Linked DNA regions of Homo sapiens: region 2 is linked to region 1. Evidence: read pairs that join two places in POLR2A ChIA-PET (ENCODE). Cell type or tissue: Panc1. All regions are shown on one strand. Each heading gives the region's core, and the rest is flanking DNA. Links, peaks and the distances in the headings are about the cores only.

Region 1 (5,389 bases), core at 272-5,271:
AGCTAATCTGCCTAGCTTTTATGATATTACAGATCGCAGAGGAGCATCCTCACGGATAATTCCCAAATCACAGATAATGTGTTGTTGTGCTTTATAAGCAGAGAGACACAAAATAAACTCTCTCCCCTATCCTTCTCTTTTATTTATTTATTTTCCTTCTGTTAATAGATTTAGTCATTTTTTAAAACCATAATATACCAGGATGAGCCAGAATTATGTGTGTCTAAGTTCTTTTAAAATAAAGAAATCGTTTCTTGGGTCTGTTTTAGTTAGGTCCTTTCAGGTTGCAGGAACCAAGATGTGCTTAAAGTTACCTCAGATGACTTTAGATGATGGGAATTTATGGTAATATACAGGGAGAAGGAAGGAAGTCCAAAAACCCATGTCAGCAACTAGACAACCAAGCCTCATGGAGACTTGGAATATCATTGAGGACACAACAGCAGCTGATTTTGTCATTCCTCAGAAATAAACATCCAGTGTTTCCTTGTCCGGTGGGTCTTTGTTGGACAAGGACTTAGCTTTCTTCAATTTTCCTTCTGTTTTCTGTGGCAGCTCCTGTTAGTGATTCTGTTTAGTCTTCTTCTGAACACTAGGATGTTCGTTATATGATGTCCTCCTGCCTCATGGCCTCCTCATCCTACGCCGTGTGTCTCTGGCTTTTGCTCCATTCCATCTCTGCTCCCAGCTTTTCTTTTTCTGTATCCTTACACTGAAAAGCCTGAACCAACAGGACCATTATTTTAGCTGGTTCTTCTCCAGTACACATGGAGGAGGAATTCTTCCTCCAACACAGCTCCTGGGTATCTAGTCTGGTTTGGGTTCAATGTCTGATCCAACTAGCTGTGGCCAGAGTGCAGAATTACCTGTTACAAAACTGTGGCAATGTAGTTATTAAAACAAGCAACTTTTTGAGGGTTTTGCTTAAACAGAGTGGTTGGTGTGGTAGAGACAACATTGTATGTACTTCTCTATCACAGAGAGAAATTTATAAAGTCAAGGCAAACCAAATATCTGAGGCTGGGACTTCACCCCAGATGTTTGCAAGTAAACAAGTTGTGGACCTTAGAGATCCGCTCCTCTCACTTTCTGACTGCCTCTTGCTTTGGTCTGTAGACCAATGTTCCACTAGTATTTAGTTTTCATTCTGGTTTTAAAACGGTTTATCTGTAAACCTGTAATTTAAACTTCTGATAAGCAAAACTAACATAGTAATGAGCCCATTAGAAAGCAATCGTGAGATACTATTAGACTTTGATAACTTTCAAGAAGCTTTATTCTATTTTTGCCCATTCAAAGCTAACATTTTTGGCAGTTTTAAAACTGAACGGGGTTTTTGTTTTTTCCTAAATATGTTTGTCTGATGTATATTATATCTTATTATGGCAAAGAAACTTAAAGTACCAAATAGAATGAAGACATATTTGATATTAAAATAATGAAAAACATTCAATATTTGATAACTTCAGAGAGACTTTGACTAAGCTTCAAGGTTATTTTTATAAACATGTACTACTGGACAATGTATAGAAGTTTCTTAGCTCACAGATTTTCACTTTGGTAGATGAGGACTAATGTGTTTGCCAGAATGTGCACCTCTTCTCTATTTACCGTAAAGAGAGGTGTGGGTAGGAGATTGCACAGTGTCACTTAGGGCTTAGAGGTGAGGGATTTTGGAATAGCTTTTAGTTTAACCTGCGTGTGAGAAAAGAAGGTTTCATCGTGTGGTTAATAGGAATTTTCATATGATAGGAAAAGGATTAACAAGATTTAACTTTATATTCTCAATAACTTCCCAATTAACCAGTGTCTTTGATGAGGAAAAATTTGAAAATTATACAGTTGTGTTTCTTTTCAATCTTCCCTTGCACGATTACAAGACGATGGAAAAGTGCTTACACTTTGATTGCTGTTCCTAATAACCATGTTAGAATTTCACAGGTGATCTGGAATATCATATCTTGACTTTCATATGTGGGAGCAAGAGTCAGCAAACAACCTTTCTGTGCTTAGAGATGATTTTATACATAAAATAATATTGTTTTGAAAATGAACATTGATGGGAACTGTGTCATATTTTCTGTATCATATTTCATGTTAGCTTTATTAGTTAGCTCTCATTACCTCACCAAATAACTCAGATTTAAAAATATGTATCTTAACTGTGATCAGCCTAAGGACTCTATTCGATGATCAAGTCATAGTCAAATCACAGTCTCATCTCTTAATGTGTTCCTTTGATCCTCCTCCCAACTCTCCCTCCAACATTCATACCAAATCCTTGGATGTTTCTGCTTAGTTCAAAAAGCCATGTTCTCTCACTATGTAAATTATACCAAGAATACCACTAATCATATACGAGAAGCTAACAATCTATGCTTGAGTTGTGTGTTTTTTAATATCATGCTTTGGGATATGATGCCAAATTGGATCTCCAATTTGCCTTTAATTAGTCAGCAACACTTATTTAATGCCCACTAAGCTCAGAGCAAGGCTTGGAGGGTGGAGAAGGGGAGTAAGGAGATCGAAAAACAAATACACTATCATTTCCAGAATAGTTACAGTATCTTTATGCATACAGAAAACAGATAAATGAAAGGATTTAGAAAACTTAAAAGCAAAATCCAAATGAGTGCAAATTGGTCTGATACAAACTGAGCTATATAAATGCAAAGAGGATGCAAATTATAAAAACTTGAAGAGTTTAAAATTGCTATCTTTCTACTTTTATTTTCATAATACTTTGCCATGAGAATTCTTAGATCTCAGGACACCATACCCTTCAGTGAGGAAAGTTTACTGGTTCAATTGTATGATTTAGAGAAACAAACCTAATTCTTAGCATTTTATGGGCTTCTGAGAGATGACGCTGTAAAACTTTTTGAGTCTCTGTTAAACTTTTCTCGTCATTAAAGCTTTTATGTAACCTTGAACAAGTTCCTTAACCTCTCTGCGCCTCAACTTCCACATCATTAAAATGGGGATGATAATAGGACCCATCTCATAGGATTGTTAGGACTATTAAATGTATTATACTCTATTACTTGTATCCTATAAAATATCTTTCTCACAGTTTAATTTCTTGAAAATTGAAACACATCCTATGATTGATGTGGTAAGAAACCATTGTAACACATATTAAGTGACACCTGTTGGTTCTTTGTTAGTAGGTTAGTAGGGAAAAAAAAAGATGCAGTTTATAGTCAAAGCCGTGTGTAAAGTGTGTCTAAAGTGCTTAAAACAAAGCCTGTCATACAGTTGGTCTTATAGAATGATGCTGTTATCATCATTGCCTGAATACCATATTTGTGGTATGTAAAATATTTGTCTCCAATTTCACTGGCTTCTGTCCTATGAAGCAGATATACTTATAGTTCCTGGTCTTTGAGTAAATAGAGCCTAGAAGGATTATCAGATATTACACAACTGCCAAATAATGACTTACATCAAACCAAGAGTTTATTCCTCTTCTCATGCATATCAACACCTGTTTAATCTGATCATGTTTTCAAAAACCCACTAGTGATCTATTTATTTCTAGCTATAGCTTTCATCACCTGTATTTGGTGATTTGTTGCTGGCAGAGTCCATACTCATAACACTAAATCTGACTACTGTGATTACAACAGTCTTTCTAAGTTAGATACCACTAATGATATTGATTAGGGAGAAGGCATTCTTTGTGATCCTATTTGCACGATCTCGGGTAATTCACTTACTGGACCCAATTGTTAGTTGTGAAATGTGAATGTTGAAAGCAGTGAATCTTCCAGCTGCTTGATTTGTGATATCACTATCAATTTACCTACTGAGGAGCTTCATATAAATTGGTCATTTGTAGAAAGTAGTTCAGTGGCTGAGAATCTGGCATAATATTTTATTTTTATGAAATTTCAGTAAACATTATTGAGCAACTTGTAGGTTTCAGGCTCCACGATAGGGATGCAAGCATGTAAGACCTCTGTCCAGCAACTGAGAGGTAAAACTACAATGAGAAAGATAGACTGGTAATTCAGATTTATTTTTAAATAATAGCTTTTTGAGATATAATATACTTACCCTTCAATCCACTGACTCTGGTTTTAAAGGAGATGATTAATACATTCACTCAACCGATATTGAGCATCTGATATGTGCCAGAGACTTCCTATGTGCTAGGGTTATGGAGATTGACAATAGTTATACAAAACTGAGCCTGTCACAAAATGTGTATCGACAGACAGTCTTCCATTTGGTGCTATAGACCAGTACTCAGGGTCAGCAGAGGGTACTCTGGAAGCATATTCAGGGACAAAGCAAACCTAGTCTTGGAAGATCTGAGGAAGTTTCCTATGATCATGTCTGTCTCCTGCCATAACACCCTGAATGCATCCGATCTGAACTAAACTGAGGTCTGACAAACTTGTAGGAGTTTGCGAGGTGAGTGGCTTGGGGAAAGTAGAGAGGAAGAAGTTTTTCTGGAAGAGAAAAGAAAATATGCTGTGGCTCTGAGGTGAATCACATATAATGCACAATAGCTTAGTATTGTGATAACATTTGGGACTGTGTGGGCAGACAGTGGCTGCAGGGCCTGAAGGGTGGAGAGGGGGAACTTACGCTTCAGTAGGGGTGTATATGTCTTATTATGAGGTCACAATGAAGATTGAGGTCAGCTAGAGGATGTGACATTCGAGTTGGGTCACAAAGGATGTACAGGAGTTTTTCAAGGCTGACCACAGTCTAGGCAGAAGAAATTGCAATTGTGAAAGGAAGATTTGCGTGAAAGAATGGTGTTTTTGGCTGAGTGAGGAATTTGAAGTATCTGGAAAATGGAGTAAGTGGCACAGAGAAAGAAAACAGCCAAATAATAATAATAATAATAATAAATTGGTGAGGGTTCGGAGAGCCGCTTACAATTGGATTCGGTGCAATGCAATGACTTTATATGTTCTGTACCTTGTCCTTGTAGGCAGTTGCAGGCACTAGGGACAGGAGTCTGGGGGGAAGACAGGAGCATTGAAAGTTTGAGGAAAAAATGAGAAGCATGCTTTAGAAAGATAATCTGAATATACTTGAATTGGAGGGGCCCTGGATTGTGAATGAAAATTAGAAGTATGTCATCTGTATTGTGTAGGATAGTGCTTATCTACAAAGAATTTTATGTAGAATTCCCCATCAGATTAACCCTTTGCAGCAATAGCCAATTATTTCTGATATTAAAAATTATAATTAAATAAAAGATATGGATTGGTAACTAAACATTTATTGAGAAGTTACTGTATCACTTCCACAAATCAATTCACTTATTTTTCTTAGTAATCCAATGATGTAGCCTGTCATTTCTCCCATTTTTCAGCAGAGGAAATTGTGGCCCAGAAGGTTGTATGTAACTCATCGAGGCACTAAGTGG
Region 2 (5,389 bases), core at 337-5,336, 650 kb before region 1:
AGAGTCAAGGAGAAGAAAGTTTCGTTACTCCCTAGGGCTTGTTGGTGAGAAAACACATGTGAGTCTTTAAATTGAAAGTGTCAGAGACGTGTTGTTCCACCAAGGGAGGAGTGGGGGGCAGTTGGCCAGCTTACTTTAACACGACTCTGAAGATAAGTGCTTGGTAAGCACTGTATTTGTATTTTTGCTTTTTGCCACTTCAGGCAACCTACCTACTGCCAATTACAAGTTGAAAAGCTTTGGAGATAGTTTGTATAGAAGGTCCTCTGCCTACAGAAACTTCTGGGAGGCTGAGTACCCTAAAAGAGATGTGCATCCGATGAGGTTGTGTCTGATTCTCCTCCAGGTTTGGACAGACCCAATTCTAGTTTCCCATTAGGGCCCAGATCCTGCCCACAGTCTGGGGGCTAGAGAGGCTAATCTCAAAGGGCTAGAAATGAGTCAGTTTCCACGCTCAACATCAGGCGTGTGGCTTCCTGAAGCACAGACGAGGAAGCGTTGAATTTCAAAGAGCAAATTTTTTTTTTCTTTGCATACCATATCCGGAACTGAAACCACCAATTCATTTCACTTAAGATTTTGCACTATACTCAGATCATCAATAACATCCCAGAGATAAGATACCAAGATTTTCTCAATGCAGACATTCTGTCTTCCTCTCTTTCTGTCTTTTGGTGATGACTGTTATTGAATTCTTCTTCTTTTTCTTCTTCTTTTTGAGTCCTAACAACACAAAATTCGGAAGCCTTTGTTTTTTTCATAGGTGTCTGTGAGTACTAGAAGTCAAATGTCCAAAAATCTGCTGAGACTTTCACCTTGCTCATAACTTTCTGCTTTCCCTTGCTAGTCAGGTGTGTGTAAGATCACAGATCCAGCATTCCACTCAAGGGGGTAACTAGATTTGCTGAGGGCTCGCTGAGGTAACCAGTCACCTCACTAAACAGTGAAAGTGGTTGAAAGATGGAGTCTGTGGCAGATTCATGCAAACTACCCTCACAATGAGAAAAGCAATGGAAAATACTCACATCCTCCTGATGCTGCTGTAACATCAATATGTTAGGAGGAAGGAAGATTCCTACATATCACAGTGCAATTTATAAACCACTTTCACATTCGTTCTGTCTTGATTCTTACCGGAACTTTTGAGATCAGCCACACAAGCATTATTCTTCCCATTTTAGAGATGGGGGCACACAACACTAACAAAAGTAGAAAGATGGACCTAAGCAGTGACAGTGACAGAGCCAGAGGCCTCCGATTAGACCCCAGCTTTATTGATTCTAAGTCCAGTATTCTTGTAACTGCTGTCTAACCTTATGTATAATATAATATTACATCATAATCCATGACCTAATGTTACACAGTCATTTGTTGACATTTTAAAATTTCAAGTTCTTGCAGGTCAGAGTTAATGGTTGTTGGTCATTACTTTGGTATAACCCTTGCAGGCCTCTGCTTAGTTTATTCAAAAAGTGGGGGAATGGCATTAAATTCTGTGTTGCTTTCAGTTCTAACATTTTGTGAGTCTATGTGTCATCCTTGGAATTGCCCAAAAGTGTTACCACAGTGTTCACCACGGAGCATCAGTTCCCAGGATGACAGTAGTTTTAGGTAAAAATTGACACCACCATCAAATAAGTTTTTAAAAAGAAGGATTGGCCAGGTGCGGTGGGTCATGCCTGTAATCCCAGCACTTTGGGAGGCAGAGGCAGGTGGATCACGAGGTCAAGAAATCGAGAGCATCCTGGCCAACATGGTGAAACCCCCGTCTCTACTAAAAATACAAAAAAATTAGCTGGGTGTGGTGGGGCACACCTATAGTCCCAGCTACTCGGGAGGCTGAGGCATGAGAATTGCTTGAACCTGGGAAGCGGAGGTTGCAGTTAGCCAAGATCATGCCACTGCACTCCAGCCTGGTGACAGAGCGAGACTCCGTCTCAAAAAAAAAAAAAAAAAAAAAAGCAGGATTATTCCAAATGAAACAGGTTGCTTTGCTACAGCCCTTCTCAGAGCCTTTGAATGTAAATCTACAGGGAGGAAATATGGATACACAACATTCCTCTTTACTTGGCCCTAGAACACGGATCTTATGAGATTAGTACTCCATGGAGTTCATTTTAATAAACAGTGGACATTCTCTAATGATCCCATTGGTCTCTCAAAGCAGCAGCACACATTTCAAGAGAAATTTTGCACCATTCCAGCACCACAAACCCCACGCCACACCGTGCCAATGCCGCACACACCAAGTCATGCGGTGTAGTCCTCCAACCCAGGGCCACCTGAAGTTGAGCAATTCCAGCTGCACAATCTGGATCACATCACTTCAGCCACAGAAGCTTTTGTGTTTAAAAAAAATCCCCACAATCTGTCTGAAAGCAAGGACTTCCACATGTTGCCTGAATACAGGACTAGAGACAGCGCCTTTCATTGCCTTGGAAGTTTATTGCCCTTTCATTTCCCTGAGTGCAGAATCCCATCATTCTCCCGATTATGAGAGGAGAGAAGAGAGGCTGCCCAAGGTTTTTGCATCCTGCCTCTTGTCATTCTGTCTCCCCTGGCTTTTCTAGTATCTTTCCTCTTTAGAGAAAGGAATTCTAGACTCTCAGACTCTTAGGAGTGTGGAAAACCAAAGGGGAGATTTCTCCAATCTGCAGCCACTCTTAACTTGACTCTTCCCCTTTGGCCTCCCTTCCAGAGCCTCTGTTGAACAGCTTCTGTGGGGCGGTGCTCACTCCATCCAGAGGCAGCCTGGCTCCATGTTTTCACACTTCAGATTATTCAAAAGTTCTGAACCACACTCTGTCTTGTGGGAACTTCCTACTATGGGCTCCAAACAAGTTTGATCCTGCTGATCCTGCTTCCACACGTGTAAAATGTGTCTTCCCCAATCTCACAGGCGACTCTACTTGTCTCAAATTCATATCTTAAAGGTCCCATAAGCAGTATGTACTTCCATTTTTGAGCCCAAAATATCTTCTGGCTGAATTAACTTTCAGTCATCTCTTCCAATCTCCATGGTTCTAGGGGGCAAGTCTTTGTGGTGACAAAGATATTATTAACCTCTTTAACTGGGAACCCTCTCCTCAGAGTTTAGACTTCCTACCCTGGGGTTAGATCAACAAATGCCGTAGAGAAAGTTAGTGTTTCTACTTTTGACCTCAGCTACAACTTGTGCTTAGCTGAAGATTGCTAACTATTTAATAGACTAAGACAAATTATCTTTAGTTCTAGAATGATATGAAACTTCCTAGGACTAAATTATGCAAAGGAAATTTCAGCTAAAATAAGGCATATAGGCAAACAGACATTTTAAATGGCCTTGGGAATTCTGTTTTATTTGCAAGAAGAAAATAATTCTTATTTTCCCCTTGACTTGAGTAGATGTTCTGCAGTCTTTGTCAGCCATCTAGTTGGTGCTTTAAAGTATTTTTCTTTGTCTGTTTGGGTTTTTTGAGTTTTAGAGACATAGTCTTACTCTGTCACCCAGGCTGGAGTGCACTGGCACAATCAGAGCTCACTGCAGCTTCGAACTCCTGAGCTCAAGCCATCCTTCCACCTCAGCCTCCCAAATAGTAGCTGCTGGAACTACAGCTATGTGCCACAATGCCTGGCTTTTTTTTTTTTTTTTTTTTTTTTTGGTAGAGATGGAGTCTCACTTTGTTGCCCAGGCTGGTCTCAACCTCTTCATGGCTTCGAGTGGTGCTCCTGCCTCAGCCTTTCAAAGTTCAGGGACTACAGGCATAAGCCACTGTGCCTGGCCAGTGATTTAAGATTTTACATGAATATTTTACTTTCCTTATTATTTATTCCCATAATAATCCTTTCAGATCATATATTATTGTATCATGTCATTACGCTTTGATTATTTTATGAACACATTGGTGCTTCTGAAGAAGTTCTTATAGGTTCAAGTCTTTTTTCCTACTGTTGGAATCCTGAACTGTGATGCAGGAGTTCTGGGTTCTAACACCTGTGTGACCGTAAGCAAGTCCCTTTCTCTTTTGGCCTTCAGTTTCTACATCTATAAAATGAAAGAGTTATGTGGTGAACTAGATGATCTCTGAGAAACCTAATTCTGGCCAGCCTCTAGCAATTGCTTGTCCTTATTCACAAAATAAACAGAAAGATGGAAAACAGGGCTGGATTCAGGAGGGCAAACTTTTCCCTACTAATTGCCATACTCATTGTGTGTGGGAAATAAGATCTCATTATCTTTACATCTAAAAAGACAACATGCCCACAGCCATTAACTACACTCGACACAGTGACAATTATTTTTTACTGTAGCAACTCTGCTTGGTTCAAGTAAAGAAAAATTTGAGAGAAAGTTCAAGTCCTGAAACTGCTAATGCCTTCCTGTGATGGTATGTGGGATGCTGTGGGGGTAGGGAACAATAAGCCAGACAGTTCATCTTAGGGGTAACCTCTTTGGTTTATGTAAAATGTATGACTCAAAGCAAATTCATTCTTGTAGGCTGCCATGCCTGAAAGAGGATGAAGCCTCTCTGAAAAGCTATTGGCCCCTTCATACACTTAATCAGCTACATCTCTATGTTCTATGTTGCGATGTCTAATTTCCAGAGGAAAGATCATTTTCAAACCACATAAATGATGATGCTTTTGGAAAAAAAGAAACCAACAGAAAGGAAAACCCACCTCTCCTAAATGTAAAGATTTCGATATGAACTTGCTTATTGTTTGTATTATACACCCACATTCTTGATGCCTGGTATCTCTGAAATCATTTCAGTTTCCAGAAATCATTTGAGACACTCCTACACCCAGGGTTTTGATAAACAGTCCAGTTTCTACAGAGAGTAATTACTGTGTGTGTGTGTGTGTGTGTGTGTGTGTGTGTGTGTGCGCGCGCTTGAGAGACAGAGAAAGACAAGTTTTGGGGTAGAGAGAGAGAAAACCAGAGCACACTTGTGAACTACACAGCATGGGCACCTGCAAAGGCTGGAGTAGGTTCTACAGTAATGTGCAAAGGAATTCAATGAGCATGGGTCTTCCTGCATGAATTAAGAATTTCTCTTTTGAGAGTGCAAGAAATTTTAGGGTAATTTTACTCAAATGCTAAGAATAAAAGTAATGATCAACATTTTGGAGCACTTACTATGATCCAGGAGCTTTTCTAAGAGATTTAGTACATAATGACACATATATTATTCATAAAAAGTCTGTGAGGTTGATAACATTATTATCCCATTTTGCAGATGAAAACACTGAATCGCAAAGAATGACCTGGATGCAATTAGAGACTATTATTCTAAATGAAGTAACTCAGGAATGGGAAACCAAATATTGTATGTTGTCACTGATATGTGGGAGCTAAGCTATGAGGGTGCAAAGGCATAAGAATGATACAATGGACTTGGGGATTTGG

What was found. ChIA-PET counts read pairs that join two places held together with the same protein. Peaks named below come from ENCODE experiments on the same cell type or tissue, not always from the same donor. Only the 100,000 strongest peaks of a DNase experiment are listed, where the experiment ranks them.
Region 2: POLR2A ChIA-PET joins it to region 1 with 11 read pairs; 2 of 35 experiments call an interaction of 5 or more read pairs at or near these places.

What each region holds. Positions count from the first base shown.
Region 1 is chr3:188,564,316-188,569,704 of GRCh38, forward strand. The region is part of intron 6 of LPP (LIM domain containing preferred translocation partner in lipoma); the gene reads left to right. It overlaps LPP-AS1 (LPP antisense RNA 1), which reads right to left and starts at 4,351. Exons shown (of 2, transcript NR_046623.1): 1 at 4,060-4,351. In Panc1, for the core only: no CTCF peak of the experiment used is centred there; no DNase peak of the experiment used is centred there.
Region 2 is chr3:187,918,765-187,924,153 of GRCh38, forward strand. No RefSeq gene overlaps it. Among named protein-coding and RNA genes, the nearest start is that of LINC01991, 55 kb to the right of the region's middle. RefSeq lists an enhancer at 494-673. In Panc1, for the core only: no CTCF peak of the experiment used is centred there; no DNase peak of the experiment used is centred there; H3K27ac peaks cover 1,001 bases.